Regions from separate parts of the Homo sapiens genome. Here region 2 is linked to region 1. Evidence: chromatin contacts called from ENCODE Hi-C or POLR2A ChIA-PET data. All regions are on one chromosome and are shown on one strand. Each heading gives the region's core, a stretch centred on a gene start or an enhancer-like site at or near the end of the contact. The rest is flanking DNA. Distances are from core to core; before and after follow the strand shown.

Region 1 (7,128 bases), core at 2,295-4,794:
CAGGAGAATTGGAGGCAGAGGTTGCAATGAGCTGAGATAGCGCCACTGCACTCCAGCCTGGGTGACAGAGAGACTCCATCCCCCCACACCCCCACCCCCCCGAAAAAAAACAGGTGGTTTCTGGATCCTCTCCTATTATGGAGAATAATACTTTCTTCCTGTATTTGATATGCTACCACCTGGTTATATATTAAAACTCATGGTCCATTAGTCAACACATCAGAAAGTACCTCTTTTTTTTCATTGTTTAAAATGTGAAACAGACTGCTTTCATAGTGAGACTTACCTTTTTAGAAGGCATGATATTAACTCTGTGATGTAAACAAGATACTGTTTTATGGCAATAACCATGTGTCCTTAACCCAGAATGCAGTCCTTGATAAAGAATGCAGACTTTAGGGCAGGGATGTCCAATCTTTTGGCTTCCCTGAGTCACACTGGAAGAGAAACTGTCCTGGGTGCCATCTAAAATACATCAACACTAATGATAGCTGATGAGCTTTTAAAAAAAATTGCAAAAAAGGTCTAATAATGTTTAAAGAAATTTTACGAATTTGTGTTGGGCTGCATTCAAAGCCATCCTGGGCCGCAGGTGGCCCACAGGCCATGGGTTGGACAAGCTTGCCTTAGAGCAAGGGGACTGAGATTGGAGTTCAAACCCCAGCCACTCCATGACCACCTCAGTGAGCTCAGCCCAGTTATTTAGATTGTCTGAGCCTCTGGTTTCTTCAACTATAAAATGGAAATATGATCTACACTACAGGGTTATTCTAACTGTTTAATGAAATAATGCACATAAAATACTTAATAAATTACTTGAAACATGTGACATACTCAAAGTAGCAAAAAACCACAACTAGACTTTCAGTGTAAATGGTCACTATTGAGAAAGGTTTGACTATCACAATGACTCATGCTATAGAAATACACCTATACCGGGGCCGGGTGCAGTGGCTCACGCCTGTAATCCCAGCACTTTGGGAGGCCGAGGTGGGCAGATCACCTGAGGTCGTGAGTTCGAGACCAGCCTGGCCAACATGGAGTGGCTGGGGTTTGAACTCCATGGAGAAACCCCGTCTCTACTAAAAATACAAAACATTAGCCGGGCGTGGTGGCGCATGCCTGTAATCCCAGCTACTCCGGAGGCTGAGGCAGAAGAATCACTTGTACCTGGGAGGCAGAGGTTGCAGTGAACGAGATCATGCCATTGCACTCCAGCCTGGGCAACAAGAGCAAAACTACGTCTCAAAAAAAAAAAAAAAAAAAAGAAAGAAAGAAAAAGAAATACACCTATACAACCTGGCATACTAAAAAGAACAGTTTTCATTTATAGGATATCAGGATTGGGATGGACCCATTTCCCTCATTCTACAGGTGAGAATTTAAAACTCAAAGAGGTAGTGTGATTTGACCAAGGCGACATAATTAGTTCAGAGATTTGTTATATCTGGTCAAGAATGCCTACCTTATAGAATACATTCCATATTTACTTAAAACTTTTAAATTTGCTTTGTCATTAACCCAGTATGGACAAATTTTTTATTTATTTTATTTTATTTATTTCATTTTTTGAGATGGAGTCTCACTCTGTCACCCAGGCTGGAGTGTAATGGCGCGATCTCAGCTCACTGCAACCTCCGCCTCCCGAGTTCAAGCAATTCTCCTGCCTCAGCCTCCCAAGCAGCTGGAATTACAGGCACCCACCACCACGCCTGGCTAATTTTTGTATTTGTAGTAGAGACAGGGTTTCACCATGTTGGCCAGGCTGGTCTCGAACTCCTGAGCTCAAGTGATCCACCTGCGTCAGCCTCCCAAAGTGCTGGAATTACAGGCGTGAGCCACTGCACCCAGCCGAAAAAAATATTTTCAAATGATAAGAAAAGAATACTGAATCAAGCTTCACTAGGCTCTGTCTAAATACATCATACTGACAATCTTTAAAAACCAAGACTTGTAATATTTTACTGATGGCCTCATAAATGATTTACTAACTGAAAACTATAAAATATAAGATCTGCCATATTTTAATGTTTCCAATGATAATAATGTTGGATCTCAAGCATCTGTTACATAACAGAACTTTCCACATGTTCATTCCAAATACCATGTGATTTCATGTTTTTTGGTTTCTATGCCTTTGCATATACTGTTCTCTACAGGGAACACCTCCCTGGAGAACTCCTAATTGCCCCTCAAGACCCAGCTTAAGTGTCTCTTCCTCTGATCACCTACCATCATACCCCGAACCTCACAGGGTTATTGCTCCCTCCTTCACCTCACCACTCTTTCTGATATAGGCAATTGCCTCGCAATTATTTCTTTTTCACTCATTTGTCTCCTTTACTAGAACTCACTTACCTTTCCCCTTTACTAGAACTGCTTTGAAAGTGAAGTACTTTGTTTCCCTGGTGCCTGACACAATTCCTTACTCATGGGTGCTTAATAAATGTGTTCATGAAATAACTGATTCGTCAAATTGCTAATACAACGTGATTAATATGTGGCTTGGCTTGCTTTTCCATCATATCGCCATAACTTGAGTTAAAGAGGAAGCTGCAGCTTAACTACTGGTCATTTTGGTGGTTTTTGTTGGGGTTTTTTTTTTTTTTTTCCAAGATGGAGCCTCACTCTGTTGCCCAGGCTGGAGTACAGTGGCGCGATCTCAGCTCACTGCAACCTCTGCCTCCTAGGTTCAAGCAATTCTCCCGCCTCAGCCTCCTGAGTAGCCGGGATTACAGGTGCACGCCACCACACTTGTCTAATTTTTGTATTTTTAGTAGAGATGGGGTTTTGCCATGTTGGTCAGGCTGGTCTCGAACTCCTGACCTCAGGTGATCCACCCGCCTCAGCCTTCCAAAGTGCTGGGATTACAGGTGTAAGTCGCCGTGCCCGGCCAACTACAGGTCATTTTGGATGGAAATGATTTTAAGCAGGATTATAGAATATTTAAGCTTAGAGCACATTGACTTCATCCCTGTTCACTTTGCAGATGAAGAAAGTGAAGTCCAGTAAAGATCAAGTAGACCTCTCATGTAGACAGCGGGAAAGAGCTAAGACTAGAACTCAGATCTCCAAACAGCTACAACAGCTCTGTTTCCAGCAATGACAAGTTACTGGTTCCAAGAATGCTCTTCCTTGGATCTCAGCGCCTTCCTCAGGACCCTCTCTGCGTTCCTCACATGCTCCAGTGCCACGTGAACAATGAAGCTTCCCTGAGCTGGACTGCAATCCAGCAAGTGGCTATTCTTTCAACAGTGGAGACTGGGCTTCGCTGCCAGGGAAAGTCCCATTTTAAGGGAGAATTTGCAGTGGGCCGGGACTGCAATATCTTGTGACCACAGAAAGATCAAACAGGGCACCTTGAGTATGTGAGTCTATGAGATCCAAGGTGGTGCTAGGTAAACTATATCTATAATAAAACTCAAGCAATGCTATGCTTTTGCTTACACAAAGAGTGCTTGTATCTCTCACAGCACATAGGTGCCACGTGTGGACAGAGTCATCAATCAAGACTGATGGCTCATGCTTTTATCAGCATGAAAACCAGCCAGTCCCGCAGCCTTGGAGCTGCCTGTTTGCACCATGACATCAGTGTAATTTTAATTTAACATGAACACACCTTACATTCTTTTCCCTTGAGCTTTGTGATGAAAAGTGGTTTTATTTTTACAGTGCTAGGGATTCTGCCCCATGTCCTACTCGAAAGCTGAATATAATCCAGACCTTCAACTACATCACAAAGTTGTTTTTTTTTTTAATGGCCACATCTAAGAAATACTACATGATTAGTCAATCTAGAAGCCTACTGCCAAGGACTGGGTGAAGTTCAGAGTGCCCAGAGTTTATAAAACTTTCATTGTCAGGTGAACCAGTGTGCAAGCCCACAGTACGCAGCACAACTGTCAATGCAGGTCAATGAGAAAAGGTGGGGAAGGAAAGAGAAAGTTACTACTTACCCTGTGCCCTTCAAACATGCCTCCCACCTCTACGTAAGTAGAATGCATTTGTTACTAAAAATTTTCTCTCAAATTCATGCCTTCTTCAAATTGTATCTTCTTTGTAGCCACCATCTCCCTGAATTTAAAACATGTTTTAAAGTTGCTGGGTTTACTTTAGCCTCGTTATCAGCTAGGCAGCTTATCAATTCAGAGATTCGACTCAATGTTTGTAAGAAAACAATACAGAAAGTGGGATGTTTTCCAGGACTGGGAGTGAGAAATGTAACTCCCATCTCCCTTAACCCCTCCTGTGACCCAGGTTTGTAGGATCTAACTGGGCCCTCCAGAGTCTCCATTTACAGGTGGATTACTTATTATCTCATCACTCAGGGCCCGTAGAGATTTCAGACATAATGAACAAACCATTCTGTGACTCTTATTCCAAGGCATTAGGTAAGACTACATCATAATGTGGTATGCCTTAAATAACAATTTTCACCAGCCTCCCACGTCCACACTAATGCACTGTTCCTGCACAAAGAACTAATGGAATCAGATGCTGCACTCAACAAAGGAAAACTGTAGAGTTACCCAGTAGACTATAGAATGGGAGAGAAGCTGCCATTCATGACAAAGGGATGACTAATTACAATGAAAACAGCAAGTTTCAGTCTATCCTCCCCAAAGGACAGACTCCTATACACATGGAGCACAGTATTTACTGAGTACTGTAAGCCAAGTTACAAAAAGACCGTTGTTATTTATAAAACAGCCCATGTGAAACACCAAAAAAAATCAATGGCCAGCTAGAAGGAGAACAAGGTATACCCATTTTGTTCACTGCTCTCCCTAGGCTGGTGATCACATCAGTCAATCTGGCTCCTGTTTAGAGTAAGTCTTTCCTGGGAGTCCCACAAGGGTTCACGTATCCAGTGACAAAACTCAAGGATACAAAAGTTAGCACTATTTTTTAGTTAATGACATTCAATTCAAGAAGTATTTGTTGAATATCTATTCTGTTCAAGTCACTATGCTAAGTGCTGGAAATACGATGGTGACACAGCTTGCTTCTGATCTTGCCTGTACACAAGCAAGCCATTAGTCCCAACACGTGTGGTGGGGAACATGGTTGGGGGTGGGGGTAAGAGGCTGTGAAGTGGCTCCTACCCCACCAGAGTGGCCCCTATCCCTGTCTTCAAGTAAGACTCAAATACAAGAATAGTAACACTCACACCACAGAAATTACCTACATGCAGTGCCCCAGGTAGATCAGAATGGATCTTTCTCCACTAGGATCCTATTCGTGTTTTAAAACAGGTCAGTAAGTTCTCTGACACTCCTCTTAGGAAGGGGAGGTGGGCAGCCCTATGCCCCCTTCACCTCGATTCTGCTTCAACCTATATAGTACAGCCAACGTGACACTAGGATTTCCAGGGCTGGGCCAAAAAATGCCAGGAGGTTTATGCCTGGTTCTCTTGGTGCATTTGCCCTGAAGCCCTAAGGCTACATTTATCTGGTTTCGTATGTCATCTGTTGCCACATTGTCCAGCATATAAGACTTTACTTCTGGAAATACTATGCCATCCCTTGCCAAGACAAAAGAAATTGACTTAGCATTGGTATCTAAAAGCTGCCACTGAATTCTGGCTTCCAGACAGAGGGATGATCCTCATCCAGTTGACAGACAAAACTCACCAGGCAAAGTGACTTTCTTCATTAGGGAACAGCAATATAATAATTCCTCATCACTTCCAAATGAACCACACAATCCATGCCCCAAGAATTACACATATTTAGTATCTGGGGAGGCTTGTGCAATATTTACAACATGCACCATGTTTATGGCAGCAGGCTAGTCCTGTGGACAACAGGGGCAGACAATCACATTGCACATTAGAAATAAAGCTGCACGGGGCCAGGAAACCAGCTGTGTGGCCACAGCAGTAAATGCCTGCTTCCCTCTTCCTCCTTCCTATGAAATAAGTGTCTTGCCCATCTCTCTCTCTCTCTCTCTTTTTTTTTTTTTTTTTTTTGAGATAAAGTCTCACTCTGTTGCCCAGACTGGAGTGCACTGGCACGATCTTGGCTCACTGTAACCTCTGCCTCCAGGGTTCAAGTGATTCTCCTGCCTCGGCCTCCTGAGTAGCTGGCATTACAGGTGCACGCCACCATCCCCGGCTAATTTTTGTACTTTTAGTAGAGACAGGGGTTTCGCCATGTTCACCGAGCTGGTCTTGAACTCCTGACCTCAGGTGATCCACCTGTCTCGGTCTCCCAAAGCGCTGGGATTACAGGCATGAGCCACTGTGCCCGGCCCCACCTCTACTTCTTTTCCAGCCCTGTCAATCAATACTCAGAACCATCTCATCATCAGTCCTGGCAAAGAGAGATGAGGCGAGAGAAGAAAGAAGGAATAAGATTCATAAACAAATAGAAGAGAATGATTTTGGGGAGGGAGTGTTAAAAAGTAGCAGGGACTCTGGATTATCCCTTCCATATCCCTCACCATCTGTCAGAACCTCCCACCTAGTTAACTTCACCAATAAAAGCTCCAAGTATAGTAAGGCTCTCTCTCTACAATAGGCAAAATACCCTACTTTAACAGCTAAAGGAACTACCAAAAGACATGATATCTATCCATTCACTAAAGGAACAGCTTGCACTTCTACGATATTTATTTATTTATTTATTTATTTATTTATTTATTTATTTATTGGGGTTTTTTTGGGTTGAGATGGAGTTTTACTCTTGTTGCCCAGGCCGGAGTGCAATGGTACAATCTTGGCTCACTGCAACCTCCGCCTTCTGGGTTCAAGTGATTCTCCTGCCTTAGCCTCCCGAGTAGCTGAGATTACAAGTGTGTGCCACCACGCCCAGCTAATTTTGTATTTTTAGTAGAGACAGGATTTCTCCATGTTGGTCCAGCTGGTCTTGAACTCCCGACCTCAGGTAATCCACCCACCTCAGCCTCCCAAAGTATTGGGATTACAGGCGTGAGCCACAGTGCCTGGCCTATTTTATTTAGTTAGCTAGTTTTTAGAGACAGGGTCTTGCTCTGCTGCCCAGGCTGGAGTGCAGTGGCATGATCATGGCTTGCTGCAGCGTCTCCCTCCCAGACTTAAGCAATCCTCCCGCTTCAGCCTCCTGAGTAGCTGAGACTATACGTATGCACCACCACACCTGGCTATTT
Region 2 (7,332 bases), core at 2,884-5,383, 180 kb before region 1:
GATGAGTAGAGATATTGCATAGGAAATGGATTCAAGATAAAGGGTGTTCATAAATTCTGGAAATATAATTAAATATATATAATGTAGTCAAGGGCATCTTCGGTCTGTAAAAAGAACCCAAAATTTCCTGTCTACATTTTGAAAACAAATTTGTAGAAGGGGCTTTGGGCTTGTATTGGTTTCAGATGTTTCAGTGGACAAATTACAGAAAAATCTAACAGTAGACTAAACTATAAGGACTCATTGTTTGAAAGTCAGTACTGTTCAAGGTTAGTTCTGCAATTTAAAACTCTTCTTAAGTATTCCAGCTCATTCTGTTTTTCTGTTCCTTCAAACTGAACTTTTCTTGGCTGTGTGAAGGTTGATTATACAAATTAGGTCATTCTTGTCTTACCCAACTAAATCAGAGTCAAGGGGCCAGGAGGAAAAAGCACTCAGGGCACATAGCACTGTCGCACCTGCTCCAAAATTTACACTTTCTATAAGCCTAGCTGCTGAAATGGCCTGCTGTAACACCAAGACCAGTTTTAGCTAGTAGCTGCTGGGACCACCTACTGTGACTCTAAGACTGGTTTTACCTGCTGTCGTCACTCACCAATCAGAGCTTGTCCACACCCAAAAGCTTCTCTAGTGCCAATGAGCTTTCTTTCAAAACAACACATAACATTTCTCTAATAAAACTCCCAACCTTCCTTTTGTTCTTTGGACATACTGAAGACCACCTGGTCTGTGTGTAGGCCCTAATTTACAATTCTTGCTTCCCAAATAAAACATTGAATTTGGAGATTTGTCTCTATATTTTAGGTTTACTTCAACAGCTATGAGATGGCTGCCTCAGCTGACCCTTTCATCAAGAAGCACCATATTCTACGGCCAGGTGTGGTGGCTCATGCCCATAATCCCAACACTTTGGGAGGCCAAGGCAGGTGGATTGCTTGCGGCCAGAAGTTTGAGACCAGCCTGGCCAACATGGTGAAACCCAGTCTCTATTAAAAATACAAAAATTGGCCGGGTGTGGTGCCACCCACCTGTATTTCCAGCTACTCAGGAGGCTGAGACACGAGAATTGCTTGAACCCAGGAGGTGGAGGTTGCAGTGAGCCGAGATCATGCCACTGCACTGCACTCCAGCCTGGGCGATAGAGTGAGACTCTGTCTCAAAAAAAAAAAAAAAAAGGCAGCAAAGTATTCTAGAGTTCTCTTCCCCTCTCCCACCACCACCCCAGACTATGCTTTAATGTCTCACTTTCCAGAACTGGCTCATTTGGTCATTCTTTTTTTTTTTTTTTTTTTTTTTTTTGAGACGGAGTCTCGCTCTGTCGCCCACCCTGGAGTGCAGTGGCACGATCTCAGCTCACTGCAAGCTCCGCCTCCCAGGCTCACGCCATTCTCCTGCCTCAGCCTCCCAAGTAGCGGGGACTACAGGCGGCCGCCACCACGCCTGGCTAATTTTTTGTATTTTTTAGTAGAGACGGGGTTTCACCGTGTTAGCCAGGATGGTCTCGATCTCCTGACCTCATGATTCGCCCGCTTTGGCCTTCCAAAGTGCTGGGATTACAGGTGTGAGCCACAGCGCCCAGCCTCATTTGGTCATTCTTAACTGTGAGCGAGACTGGGGAAGTTTGTATCTGGCTTTTCATCCCCCCTGGTGAGCTGTATCCAGCAGGGACTCAGGCTGGCTTTGTGGGTGTCACAGGGCTCTAGCTGCACTTCTAGTGAATTTAATCTCCAGGATTTGAGTTGACTGTGTGATACTTTCCCAAGCAACTAGGATTGTTCCCCAAACCTGTGATTCTCATTTCTGCCCACACGAGGGCTTTGGAAAAGCCCCAAGAGGCTCAGGCCCAACCCAGTGGCTTTTATTTAATTTTCTGGGATGGAGCCCCATCCTTGTATTTTTCAAATGCTGTCCATTTAATTCTAATGAAAAGTTGGGGTTCTGAATTTTAAAAAAAATGTTGTGATGGTTAACACTGAGTGTCAACTTGATTGGATTGAAGGATACAAAGTATTGATCCTGGGTGTATCTGTGAGGGTGTTGTCAAAGGAGATTAACATTTGAGTCAGTGAGGTGGGGAAGGTAGACCCGCCCTCAATCTGGGTGGGCACCATCTAATCAGCTGCCGGCTCAGCTAGAATATAAGTGGGCAGAAAAATGTGAAAAGAGAGACTGGCTTAGCCTCCCAGCCCACATCTTTTCTCACGTGCTGGATGCTTCCTATCCTCAAACATTGGACTCCCAAGTTCTTCAGTTTTGGAACTTGGACTGGCTCTCCTTGCTTCTCAGCCTGCAGATGGCCTATTGTGGGACCTTGTGATCATGTGAGTTAATACTTAATAAACTCTTCTTTATATATATATTTAATATTTACATATTATATATTAAATATATATTATATATTATATATAATATATATTTATATTATATATAAATATATTTAATATTTATATTTAATAAACTCATATATATATATTCCATTAGTTCTGTCCCTCTAGAGAACCCTAATACAAATGTTTTTTCTTCTTTGCTTTCCATTCAATCTTGAAAATAATGACAGTTCAGAGTAAGATAAAATAGTTACCTGTTCCAGCCCTACAAATTTAAAGTGATTTGACCTAATCCTAAAATAATGTTCTTCTTCTGTCCCAGCCTTAGGAAATTAACAGTATCAGCTATGAATATACGAATGTACTGACCAAGCATCTTCAGTGTGATGTCTAGTCCGTTTGATAATTATGGTTTATTATGAATTACTATATTTGTATGCATGTTCTATTTCTCAGTCTTTTAATAATATTACTAGCAGCATTTATCAAGTGCCTTCTGAGTTTGTTTAGATTGAGAGCCTCTCTGAGGTCCTGTCTTCTCTCTGAGGGACGGGAGTTGCTCAGGACCTGCAGCGCTGGGGTCCAGACCCTGGCAGTTGCCAATGTGCTGCCACACCCATGGCCCGGCTGGGCAGCCTCGAAGCTGCCTCAGGCAGCTCCTGCCACATCCACAAACCCAAGCGGGAGCACAGCCCGGGACAGGAAACACAGGGCACGTCCAGATGCTGCTGCTTCACAGACACCAAGGGCGTGGTTTGTGGAAAAGGCCTAGTTTTAGGAAGGTCTTTTCCCTCTGATCATCCAGGAACTCCAGATTAAATGTAACAGAAAACCTTTATACAACAATTGTCAGTTCTTGTTCCATTTGTGCTTTCTTGAGGATTACACGTGCATCTCCCTGAAATTGTTTAATCTCTTGGGACCAAGAGACACTGACTCATCTTGTTGTTGTTATTACTAATAGGTGTAATTTACATACATACATATGTACATTTACATAATTTACACAGTAAAAAAACTCTTCATCCCCCTCACCACATTTCTTAGTCTTATTTCTCTTGTGATCTGAGTTTGCTGTCATTCTCTTGGCCTCAGTTCTTCCTACCACATCTGCTCTGAGAGGAAACACTATGTGACTGTTTAAAATCTGTTCTTTTTTTATGATCCCAAGAAGAAAGAGAAAAAAACAAAGATCTGTAGGAAGAAAAAAGGGTGAGGACAGAACTTCTGCAGAAATAAATATTGTTACAATAACACAAATTGTAAACTTTAGGATAGGTACTGACCGTGTAGTTGATCTTTATTGAACCAGTTGGTTTGAAATACTTAGAATGCTGTCAGCTTTAAGGTTTTACAGTGGAAATTCTTTCCTTAAATTGGCTTTTGGACATGGATCACAGGTAGAGTGAACCAATTCCAGAAAATGTGATCTACATTCACATTTGTCAGTATTTTCTTTTTCTATGACATGCATAATTATCATATCACAGGCATCAGTGACTTGCTGCCTCTACCTGGGATTCTCCTTACCTGGGAAAGTTGTAACCTCGAGGCCCGTGATGTCCTAAAGTGGACTGTCATTAGCTTGGTGGAGGTACTTGAAGAGCAAGCAGACACTGGAGGGTGGGGAAACCAAGCATCCGGAGGCACTCATCTTGCTCCGTTGTTTTACCCGACAGTGAAGTGGCTCTCCCAAGCCCCTGTCCTCCTGCGTTCCATTTTGTGGTGCCTATAGCCTGCAAGATGCCATATGCTTCCTGTTCCCAACCACCCAGGTCTGCCCGTGATCATCCCACTTCGAACTTTGAATCCTTCTTATATGTTGTTCTTTAAAGTCTTACTGATTATTCCCTGTGGTCTTTTTTTTTTTTTTCACTAGCCCTTCTGTTGTCTTAAGTTATGGCTGTGTCTTGGCTATTTACATAGTAACTTCCTCATCATTTTTTCATCTCCACTATCTTGTCCTCTAATGGTCTTGAACACCGTGAGAGTGTTGAATGAAGACCCTTTTGTAGACAGTGGCCAGCATTGTTTCTGTGTCTGTGCATGTGGTCGTGACTTAGCTTTTGGGCATATGATAATCATCAGGAACTGAGTTGTACGTCTCTTCAGTGTCCTCTGTATATCATGTTGATTACAGTTCTCAGTTGTAATATCTAATATCTAAGATTTAAGATTTAATATCTCCTTAGCCCGGGTCCCTTGTGAGTTCCAAGTGCTGCTCTGAGCTGATAACCAGTCACGTCCTAGACACCCTGGCCTGGAAACTAGGACATCTGCCTCGGGCCTGTTATGGCCAAGGCTGCTAACACTGAGAAACAGTCTTAGCTTGTTACAGCGTTGACGTATAGGGTTAGAAAGGCAAATATTTAAATTCATTTTAAATCCTTTCATTTGAAATTTTAGTAGGTCATTTTGGTATACTGATGGACTGAGTTTGGAAAAGGCTGGCGGCATTAAACTAGAATATTTTAAGTACTTCTGATGCCTTTGTACTGATTTCTTTTTTGTAATCAAACCCATTAATAGACTTAAAACTCAAGGAAGAAAAAATAATACTTGTAATTTTAAATAAGCATTCAATTATAAGTAAAAAACATTTTTGTATTCGTTACCATAGTTACCAAGCAGCTTTCCTATAGTTCTAGAAAAAAATGGGCTCCATCATTCAGAGTAATTCTGAAAGGTGCCTTTGGGGGAAAGGGAGAGGAAGGGGTGGTACAGGAGAGGTCCTGGCCGTCCCAGAAGCAGGAGACATAACTGGAAGAGCTTTGTTGACGCTGAGTTTTACAGAATCTCCCACTAAATAGTAACTGCATTTGTGAGGGGAATTCTCTTTTAGCCGTGACATAATATAAGCCAACTTAACAGAGTATTGGAATTGTATTCAAACTTTAGAAGTCGACGCTATAGTTTACATGGGGTACTACTATATTTGTTCAGGGTTTTAAAACTTTATTTAAATCAAGCAAAAGTTAGACACTTCCTGTATTTGCAAATACCAACTATATCTCAAAGGAATGAAATCAGGCAAATAAAGATGAGGCCAAAATTTAAAATCTAAGGAAGCTGAAAGTGGCAGTTTCTGTACTGGAAGAGAGTGCATCTATCTCTGTATTTGTGCTTTTGGTCTTAATAGTTTGTAAGCCTTATGTAGAGTTTTGATAATATTTCATGGTTTTAGGCCTAGGCAGGGATTAGATTTTATCTCAGATTTTGCTAAGAGTATTTCTTCTGGAGACTAGCAGGCTGCTAGTAAGAATTGATAGAATTGGCTCTTTGTCACTGGGAGAACTGGAGTTGAAGGGTTACAGGAGATGAGTCCTGGAGAACGGGAGGCAGGGACAAGGGTGCCAGGAAGCTCAGGGGATGAAAGGGAAATGGAGAGTCCAGTGAGAGAAGGCTGGCGAGGTGTAGAGAGTGGCCAGACACATGCCTGACAGTTGGGACCACTTCTCTATACAAATCAGGAGGAGGCGAGGTAGGCAGGATAGTTCAGAGTTTGTGGGAAGGAACCTGACATCTGAAGTCAGTGGAGTGTGTCTTGGGCTGCTGCCTGCACTCTGCCATTCATAGATCAGGTCTTCTTTTTCCTTCCCCAGAACTGCCCTGAGCTGAAACCACCTTTCTTCTCTCCCTATAGCAGTACATCTACCCCACCTACACCCTGCATCCACTCCACAGCCCCTTGTCTTCTTCAGTCCCTCTTTCCCTGATGACCACAGACCTCTCCAAGCTGGGCACTGTTCTATGGTGCGTTTTGTTAAAGTCTAAGGGAAGTCCTGTAGGAAGAGGTAGTTGTTACTAAACTTGAGGAAACATGAAACAACATATAGCACACAATTCAAAAAACTTACTAAAATTTATTAAGAGCATTTGACATCTTAGTTAAGTCACTGTTCATAACTACTGTTCCACCATAGAATCTTCACAAGAACAGCCTGCTGGACTTCACAAGAAGGCTGATGGATGTTGGGGGTGGGCATTTGGGGTGTGGAAAGGCCGCTTGGCACATTCTCAGCATGCGCCAGCCCACACCGCCCCTTACCACCAAAGCCTTCTATTTCCCATTCCATCCAGTAGGAGCAGCTGTAGCTGACCTGAAACCTTCGGGGACAGGCTCATTGATTGTTTAAATAGGGAGGTGCAAGCTCTCAGGGGTCCGGGGCCTTGATGACACAGCTCAGGCACCACAGGCACCTCCCACAAGCGCGTCAGGCTGTGTGAGGCTGAGCACAGCTTATTTTCACTTTCTTGTCCATAAAGTCTCACATCATATTCAGTTGTTTTCCTTCTACCCTAAAAGAAACACAACCAGAAAAGCCAGTCTCCCATTTTCATCTGTTTAAGGAATTATGTAGCCACAAGGATCTTTAGAAGCAAGTCCTCTTAGGAGAAAATGACAACCTCTATGGGATTTCAACAATGGAGTTCCTTTTGAAAAGCAGTGGTGCAGCCCACACCTCCTAAATTGCCGTACTTTCTTCGCCTTTTGTTGAGTCTGTATGAGATCCTCATTAACAAGTTTAACAATTCCTGGAGACTGAGGCTTTTGTCAATTATGACGAGACTTCCCATTTCCTAGACCATGGTCTCCGTTAGCATTTTTGTGTGTGTAGTTACTGTTTTGAATCCATTTCCCTCTGTCTTTAAATGTTTTTCCTTTGGTATTTGAATTTGTCCTTGTGAATCACCATGAGTCCATTTTTGGAACAAATCAGGGTATAAATCTCTTATAAGATATGCCTGAAAAGTTTTATCTTCTGACAATTAAAGAATCTCCACAGCTGGCAGTAGCTTAAACACTATCAAACAGTGACATTTTTTGATGGTTTCCATTTTCAATTTCAGTCCTGCCTATGCCTTTCGGGGCATTTAAAATTGCTACTAGAAAGTTCTGTGGCTTTTCAGACTACACTCATGAATTCAGTCCAGCTGATTAATCAGTGTCTACCGAAAATAAGTGGTGTCTCTATCTGGGAAGTTTAGCACTGAGTGGTCCCTG

What was found. Hi-C counts contacts between places; a loop is a spot of excess contacts on that map. ChIA-PET counts read pairs that join two places held with the same protein, here RNA polymerase II (POLR2A).
Region 2: a loop to region 1 is called in a map with no recorded cell type, with 2.1 times the contacts of the local background. The contact joins the promoter of CLDN20 here to the enhancer-like site in region 1. A Hi-C loop is called at or near these places in 1 of 37 single-sample maps with no recorded cell type. POLR2A ChIA-PET finds 5 or more read pairs at or near these places in 1 of 52 experiments (HEK293).

Annotation. Positions count from the first base shown.
Region 1 is chr6:155,082,192-155,089,319 of GRCh38, reverse strand. The region is part of intron 1 of TIAM2 (TIAM Rac1 associated GEF 2); the gene reads right to left. Among named protein-coding and RNA genes, the nearest start is that of TIAM2, 90 kb to the right of the region's middle. Within about 2 kb of position 3,544, at least 4 of the 41 ENCODE cell types and tissues checked have a DNase peak (open chromatin) inside an H3K27ac peak, as active enhancers do.
Region 2 is chr6:155,260,814-155,268,145 of GRCh38, reverse strand. It overlaps CLDN20 (claudin 20), which reads right to left and starts at 4,133. Exons shown (of 2, transcript NM_001001346.3): 1 at 3,858-4,133. The region is part of intron 5 of TFB1M (transcription factor B1, mitochondrial); the gene reads left to right.